Linked DNA regions of Homo sapiens: region 1 is linked to region 2. Evidence: chromatin contacts called from ENCODE Hi-C or POLR2A ChIA-PET data. All regions are on one chromosome and are shown on one strand. Each heading gives the region's core, a stretch centred on a gene start or an enhancer-like site at or near the end of the contact. The rest is flanking DNA. Distances are from core to core; before and after follow the strand shown.

The links. A loop is a pair of places that touch in the nucleus more often than their neighbours do. ChIA-PET counts read pairs that join two places held with the same protein, here RNA polymerase II (POLR2A). Pooled maps may share reads with other maps.
Region 1: a map of PC-9 shows a loop between it and region 2 (9-fold over the local background). The contact joins two enhancer-like sites. A Hi-C loop is called at or near these places in 8 of 168 maps with a recorded cell type or tissue (GM12878, IMR-90, MCF 10A and 3 more), 6 of 37 single-sample maps with no recorded cell type and 7 of 50 pooled maps. POLR2A ChIA-PET finds 5 or more read pairs at or near these places in 1 of 52 experiments (PC-9).

The regions. Positions count from the first base shown.
Region 1 is chr3:55,723,106-55,727,502 of GRCh38, forward strand. All of the region lies in intron 15 of ERC2 (ELKS/RAB6-interacting/CAST family member 2), which reads right to left. Among named protein-coding and RNA genes, the nearest start is that of ERC2-IT1, 66 kb to the left of the region's middle. Within about 2 kb of position 1,751, at least 2 of the 41 ENCODE cell types and tissues checked have a DNase peak (open chromatin) inside an H3K27ac peak, as active enhancers do.
Region 2 is chr3:55,618,557-55,622,806 of GRCh38, forward strand. The region is part of intron 17 of ERC2 (ELKS/RAB6-interacting/CAST family member 2); the gene reads right to left. Among named protein-coding and RNA genes, the nearest start is that of ERC2-AS1, 13 kb to the left of the region's middle. Within about 2 kb of position 1,880, at least 6 of the 41 ENCODE cell types and tissues checked have a DNase peak (open chromatin) inside an H3K27ac peak, as active enhancers do.

The DNA.
Region 1 (4,397 bases), core at 501-3,000, 100 kb after region 2:
AAATGATGGAAATCATAAACCAAGAAATATGTTTTCGAAGGCTTTTAAGGACATGGGAAAATGCACAAAATATTAAATGTTTAAAAGGCTAAACAAACTTTATTATGTAGTATGTCATGTCTTTGTTCAAATATATATGTAGACAATGGAATGTAGGAAACTATAAATCTTAGTGACAGTTATTTCTGAGTAGTGGGATTATGGGTAACTTTAGTTTTTTATTTACATTTTTTGAAGTTTCTATTATGAGCAAATATTATTTCTATGATAAAAGATGTATCTCTATGCTTTCAACTATGGAAAAGCTCATTTACATAGAAAGAATGCTACAAAATCAAATCCTTATTACCTTTTAATCTAGTGCATTATTAAGGGGTAACATTGAAAAAAAACAATAAACAAGGGAGATTCTGGAACTTTTAGTGTGTTGCAGAGAATCAAAAGAAGAAAGTGACATCTTCCCCAAAAGAATATAAAGTTGAGAAAGATTAAAGGCAAACTACTGGAAATTTTAAATTCCAAGTCTGATAAATGTCTTCCTGTAATCATGAGAGGAGAGGGTGAAAAATCCTTTTCCTTAATTTTCAGGAAAAAAATCCTGATACTATTATTTGAAAAAGCTGAAAAAGAAGAAGTTCTGAAGCCAGGAAAGGACAGACCTGGTGTGCACCACAATGGTGATCAATGACAAAATCAATATCACTTTAACACAGCTTTTCAAGGGGCAGTATGAAGCAAAAAGGAAGTGAAAAGGGGCTTTTCTTTCATTTTGAAATCCAGCATCAGGAGGACACAAGGGCAGGAAGTGGGATCTTTTTTCAATGTATTTGAAATGATAAGGTGAAGACAGGCTGAAAGGACTTTTAATTATATGATGAGAGGAAGGAACGGAGGGAGAGAGAGAAAGGGACCAGGAAAAACCTGGTTTTATATGTTAAATGATGAAAAAGAAAATGTAAAACTAAAGAGAAAAAGGCTTTCCAACAGATACCTTGAGAATGAAACACAAAGGCTGCAGGAGGTAAGTGCCAACATTTCTTGCAAGAAAACCAAAATGACAGCACACTTGATTGAGCCTGCAGCCTTCTCCCCTAGTGGCAACCGGTGATGTCTGGTGATGCAGGAAGAGATAAGTCGCCCTTCCCAGCCTGCACATGGTGGCCTCAGGTCATGGCGGGAGCCAGCAGGGGCCAGGCGAGAAGGGTCAGGAGGGGTGGGGAGTGGTTGCTCAGGGTCACAGAATAAAGCCTTCTTTATTCTGCTTTTTAGCCTCAAGTTTACAGGGGCTAAGACCTAACTGAAGTATTGCACCAATTCAGGGATAGCTCCTGGGAAGAGCATGGAAAAGCTTCAATGTGAGTCCCATTTGGGCTCTGGTTCCACCCCTTACCAGCTGTGGCATCTCTGCATAGTTCCTGAACCCAAGTTTCCTCATCTGTAAAACAGAATTATTAACATCTGGTTTTTAGGGTTGTCATGAGGATTAAATGAGATAATATATTTAAAATCCCTAGCCCAATGCCAAGTATACAATAAGAGCTCAAAAACTGTTGGTTCCTCACATTCTAAAATGTGAATAGAAAAACAATGATGAAAAGCAAGGTCTCTGCACACATTATACCCACTCCTAAGCCTCACTGAAGCAATGTCAGTCTAATAACTCCCAAAATCCACACAGTCTAACAGCTGGATTCCTCCCCACAAAGCCTAATGGCTCCCTGGTGGCCAACATCTTGGGAAGTTTCTCCTGTACACACTCTACTTTGGTGGTGGATCTGAATGTTCTCTGAGGCGGTAATGAACAGGTTAAAGTTGAAGGGATTTCAAACATGTCTAATCCAATAAGAGGCTTGGTAAAACATGCGTTATCACTTAAAGAATAAATGTTTAAAAATAGAGCACAGATGTGAAATTTGAATAAAAAGAGAGAGAGAGCACAGTGAGAGATCTTCTTGGCATTTGCATGCTATTCCCTGTTTTGGTCACCTTCAGCTAAGCCTGTTATTCTGATATGCTCTGCCAACTGCTCAGTGCTGTGGGGTGCTTCAAGTTACTGAAGCAAAGTTGGCAAATCACTCTGAAATTTAAAAATCAGAGCCACCTCCCCCTTTATGCATTTCTAAAAGCCAGGGAACACAATGGTAAAGTTGATCTTTTCAAGTTTTTCTAAACTAATACTTAAAAAGCAAAGAGTGAGTTTCTCCACTCCTCCTAAAACTAGCAATACTTGTACTGGGATCCTTAAAACCCTAAGAGAAAGTATCATGGTTAAATAGGCATTTGTCACAAAAGGTGGGCTACAGATTGCCAATCACAGAATTCATGGGAATTTCTACTTATGTAGAAAGCATTCTCTGATTCCTCCAGCAGGCAAAGGTTTTTGAACTTCAGTAACATCTCTGCAACAAAAAAAAATAGCACTTTGTCCTATTTTATCTTTCATGAGCTAGTATCTATGATACTGCTAGTAGAGATGATAAAACTCCAAGGCTTAAGGACAAAATCAACACCTCCTATAGCCAAAGAGTGCCCATAAGTGCTCCATGCATGTTTAGGGAGATGAACTAAAATATGTTTAAAACAGAGCTTTCACCCAAGGAAGACACTCAAGTGAGAGACTCACACAGTTGGCCATCAGGTCAGCTTGATGCTCTGGGAAGATGCCCTTCTGATAGGGATTTGAAAAATGCATGAAATCAGAGAAAATACTTTGCCTCCATATTCACTGAGTGCTATTTTTTGTTGCAAGGGCAAACTGAGTGGATTCCCTGAGTACTGGGGTTGAGGCACCAGCTGCCTAGGATAAAGAATGTTTCCAGGCTAAGAGAGCAGATGAGTGTCTTACCCAATTGCTTGGACATTAAGAGGAAATTGTTTACAGTAACACTGAGCAGTTCAGGCTTTACCTCCATAAGAATAACCTGCCAGATCTGAGTATTTCTTTTTTTATTAAAAGGGGTTCTCTAGAATAGACTGTAAAGACACTTTGCACTGAAGTCAAAAATAAATAGAGATGTGGCTAGATTCTACCGGTGGGACACAAACAGCTTAACCCAAAGTGGGTCTGCTGTAAAAACCAATACATTTGCATTTTAGCAATTTGATCTGGACCAAGTCTGTGATGCATTACAATGCTGGGATCAAATCAAGCTTTTCTGGAGGTAATCCAAACACAACAGGAGGCTATGGGAACCCTACTGCATGGGGTTCCTCTACTGCTGTTTAACTGTGCTAACCTCCTGAACCATAAAGGGTAATTAAAAGTCATCTGCACATGAAGCACTGAAAGTGTAAATGGGAAGCACAACCGTGGCTTCTAGCAGAGGGGAGAAGAAATGTCTGGCTAAACACTCCACTCAGGTGCTTCTTACTTTCCTGGACAGGACGGGTCTACCTCTGCTGAGATCCAATTTTGACTAGGATTCCATCCTTGTAGGTGGCTCTCCTGAACACATTCCAGGGCAGCCTCTGCCTTCTCCCATTTTTTACCACATCTGCGACTAATCCTTGTAGACTAATCCTTGTAGACAGTCCTATGATTTTCGGACAACACAGGGCAGAGAGGCTCTACCTAAATAGATTACATTACATGCAACTTGTTATGGCCTCCAGAATGTTTACCTAGACATGGGACTTTTTTTTCTGCAAACCCCATGGGAGGGGGATCACAGAGAACCAGGGGACTAGTCTCCTGGTCTTAATGCCTTCCTGCTCTAGCTGACCTATGTGTTTCCTGGTGGCCAAAAGCAATGCCCAGAACTGGTAGGAAAAGGAAAAGAAAACCAAGTACAATTTATCTCTGATCTCAAAAATAGTCTAACTAGTTCTGAGAAATAAGCTGGTTCTCATTTTAACTAAACAATAATGTCTGGCCCTCATTTTAAAAAGGCATGTTCATCAAGGATGTGTGTATCACTACTTCAGCACACAGGGGAGCATTTGAGAATACGGCTTACGGGGTAAGATTTAGTTTTAAGCTTTCTTCAAAAACCCCTTAGTAGCAGGCAAATCCAGTGATTTCAGAATTAATTATTTTGATGTCAGTCCTTTTTTCAAGGGTGAAGAAAAAGAGTTGGGGAGATTGGCTCCAAGACACCAAAAAAGGAAAGGTGGTAATTTTCTTATATTTTTTAGAACTGGCCTCCATAGAAAAAGAACCAAATCAAAATTTAACTGATTCCCAATTGAGGCCCTCTCTCAAAACTGCACAAATCTGCAAGCAAGATTATTTTTAAAAAGAAGCGAAGTAAAAGTATCAGAGGTATGTGCCTGTAAAGAAACAGAAGTGAAAGGAATACAAAAGTTGGATAGTTTTAGATATCTACTCTACCAAACTAGAATCAATCCTTTATCTTTTTTTAATGCAACAAGTAGCAGAAAGTTAATTTGTACTGCTC
Region 2 (4,250 bases), core at 630-3,129:
GTGTCCAACATACAATGTTAAGTTCAAAAAGCAGATTATAAAAACATTTATAATATAATCCCATTCTTTTTAAGAGTCTATATATAGTAAAATTAGAAAGATACATAGTTCACCAAAATGTTAGTATTTCTGGATGGTGGATTAGAGGGGACTTTTATTTTCTTTGGCAAAGATTTTTGAATTATTTGAAATGTTTAATGAGAAAAATGCATTGCCTTTAGAAATGTTAAAACACTAAAGCAGAACAATAAAATTGAATAAAAACAAAACATTCCCACCACCATCATTACTGTCCTGATCAACAGGAAAAGCTGAAACAACATCATGGGAAGACCCAGCTATCCTTTCTCGAGGAGGCAGGAGTAGAGAACGCTGATGGATTTGGTCTTGCCTTATCAGCACATATAACTGTTGTTCAAGCGTAGTCTCCAGTGAGATGCGAATGGAATGGTAAAACCACAAGTGGGCTCAAAATCCCAACAGGTGTCTTCTCCAGGGGACCCAGGTGTCTCTCTTTCCTGGAATCATGGTACAAATGTCGAGGACTCCCCTATTAAGCTAACCTGTACCACTTAATAAAACAGGAACAGTTCTTAAGTACGGCACTTGCCAACTGAAAAATCTGGAGCACTATTTTTCTATTAAAACCTTGTCCATGTTTTTCCTATTGGAACCTGGAAACTGGACAAATTCTGAAGAAATCCGAAGGAATTTCTTTAGAAAAGAATTCTGTTAACACCAAAAGCTCCCAAGCACTACACAAGGCAAATGCTAGGTTGCGTTACGCTCAAATGTAAAAGCAGGGTTCCAATCCAAAGTGATGTGTCCTTCACACCAGGCTTTGTGTGCATCAGGGTTTATGCATTTGTACACTGATCCTCGCACATTTCTGCATCTCCCTGCTTCATAATTTCATAATCAGTTCCAGATTTCCTATTTCTTCCACATCGTAAGGCACAGAGTTCCAGATTTGAGAGATGCAAGGTTTAAGGGTATGAAAGTGCAGTGAAACGTACGATAATAATAAAACCAAAACTGAAGTTTTGTTTCATACCCACTGAGAAGTAACAAACTGAGTATATACCTTGGGACCCATCTGATCTTCAGAAACTGTTGGAACATGGTAGACATGTACAAAAATTTCATATGTAAAGTGGATCCTTTGGTTGGTAGACCTCCTTACCAACAAAGCTAAAAGTGTTCCTACATTGCTATAATAAACACATCGGATTTGGATATGCCTGCCAAAGCACCATAACGCTTCTCTCAAAATTCAGAACTCTGTCTCTACATTACAAGACAGAGCAAACTGAAAGATCAGGTTAATCTAGGATAAACTTCATCTCTTGAGTTCAAAGACAACTGGCCTCTCTAGGGGTTTCAATCAAGGGTTCTTTGAAGGATTGCTCTCAAATTCATTAAAGAAATTTCACTGACTTCACAGACTTTGGCATTAAATAGATAACCTGAGCTCTTCATTGCCTGGCAAAATGACTGTTCACCTTTGAAGCTCTGCAAATTGGGATTAAGTTGGCTGTTTGCCTTTTACCTCAAAGATGACTCCACTCCATTGACCAGCGAGTCCCCAGGCAATGACCTGGTTGATCAATGACATCAAATTTATCTCTACAATGTGTCTCTTAAAACACCCATCCTTTCAACAGATTGGCTTTGTTATGATTTTTGCTTTAGATGTAGTAGTACTCTTGATAATAATGCCATCCCCATAATAAAAATTCAGGAAATGAATCATATTTTAAAAATCCAAGTGTAATTTCCAGCTAACTTGAAAGATGTGTGGGGTTTTTAGATGTATAAACTCAACTTTTAAACCCTGCTTTGAATTTCGCTTCCTCAATTACCACAGAAAATGAGGTGTCTCATCAGACCCTGGAGCGAGCCCTAAAGCAGCACGGACTTGCTTTTCACAATGACTCTGCACATTCCGGAGAAGGATCGGCATAAACACATAGGTTTTCACCCTCTAACCCCACCGTCTGCTTCCTCTGTGCCCCATAATCTAAAACATCTCTTCTTCGCAGGTATATGGTCTTGGATTTGTCACAGTGTACGGGAGACTTTACAAGGCCAATAAAATGACAGCTGCACAGAGGGAACTGGGTGGCTTTTACCGACTCTGAAACACCACTGCCTTTAACTCCCAGGGATCAGGAACTTGAAAGCACTCCGATTCACTTAGCTCTGTGTTTGTCATAAAGTTAAGGCTAATCAGATTTTCCCCAACTTGCAGCCCTATCTTAAATCCTCAAGCTGCTCCTATGCAAACTTAACTGATGGAAGATGTGATTACGCCTTCTCAGGTCATAAATTCTAGATATTTATAACATAACTGTTGTCATTTAGGCCAATTAAGATGCTTTTACTAGCTCGGAACAACTACCTATGGGGCTTGTCAAATACTCTGACAGTGGTTTATGACCCTTCACAGTGATTTTATCTTATAGGGATATGAAAGATGGTTGCATGCAAAAATAGCCAGGAGGCCTTGAAGCACATTCTTCATATTAGCATCATCCATACCCCATTTCCATTCTGTCCCCTTTCTTATCCACTAAAACCCCGATTTGACTCTAACTGCCCCCCCTCCAGCCAGAGTTGGTTTCTTTGATCACCTTTTTTTTCTCCAAAGACCTAAAAGAGGGAGATAACACCTCTTGAGACACTACTATAAAACACCCAAGTGGTGGGCTGGTTAAACGCCCAGCTGGGAATGCCAGACTTCCACATGCATAACATGTCCCTAAAGACAAGTGGGTTTTCCTTTTCACTTAGGGCAAACACTCCCTCATGAAAAGCAAAAGAGGGTGGGTGACAACAAAGAAAGAACGGGACATATTTGGGGAGTTCATACAGACAGGTTATAGCTTCTCCTTTTCCTTTGTGAAATATCGCTTATCTACTACTGTTCCCCTCCTGCCGTTTCTTCTTTTAACAAGGCCCCCAAGCACTGATTTCAGGCACTGTACTAGGCTAGGGATACAGGGATCAAGAAACACTCAGGCTGGCTGGAGACACAGACACCTTGATAATTATAATGCAAAGTGTTAACAGGTAACAGGACAGTCATGCACAGCAAATTCTGGAAGCACTGAAAAGTGGCATTTCACTTTTGGAAGGGAGGTGGTCAGGGGAGATTCCTTGGGAAAAAGAATTCCTAGTCTGGGCCTTAGAAAATGCCAGGAGACAGCTAGGCCAATTGGGGGAGAAAAGTAGTTCCAGGAGGGAGAGAAAGAACAAAGGCGTGGATTGGAGGAGGACATGGGATACGTGGAAAATGCCAGGCAGGTGAGTGTTCCAGAGCATCACATCCCTGCCAAGCAGCAGTGAAAATTGAGGCTGGAAAGGAAAGTCAGGGCACACTCCTGTGGGACTTTGTATTCACATGACATAAGCTATTTCCTTTCTTGTTCAAAGGAGGCCTGGTATAATGGTGCTCTTTTCATAAACCTAACTGGACATAGTTGGGTAAGAATTTTTCCATCCGAATCTGTTTGCTTCGTACCGCCATCCATAGCTGGCACTGTCAAATTCCCCAGACTAACTTGACAGACATAACTGTTTGAAAATCCGGCCACACTTCCCTTGGTAAAGAACGCTTTGCTTTCGATGACCAAAACAACACTATTTGTAGAAGCCAGGTAAAGCACCCAAAATTCCACCTGATATAACAAATATGAAGTGCTGACTCCATACAAAGTCCTATTCTGGGAATGAGTCAGAAATGTGGTGGAGAAGGCACCACCTCAGCAGCCAGTGGATTCTCAAGTAGACAGTGACACATCATGGATCTTAAAATGTAATGGTCTTTTATCAATGTGATTTTTTCCTTGTGTTTCTAATGATGACAATTTGATTGAATTTGACCAAAGGAAAAAAAATAAAAAGTACAACATCTACTTGGCCAAAGGAAGATAAAAGTGTGGAAAATATATCATAGCATTTGAAATTCTGCAGTATGGGCAAATGCAAGCTACCAGCAATTTCTTCAAATTAGCAGCTTAAATGTGCTACAGAGACACAGGAATCAGAGTAGCAGTGCTAACCTAGGCAGTCCTCAAAATGATCAAATTGGAGTTCATTTTCAAGAATCTTATGGAAGTTTTTGCTGCTGTTAAAAATTTTAAATATTTGACTTTGTTTGTTTATACTCTGCCTTGGTCCAGAAAGGATTAAAGCATCTAATACCAAACAGAAGAGGGTCATATTACTGGAAGAGTGAGTGCTTGAGT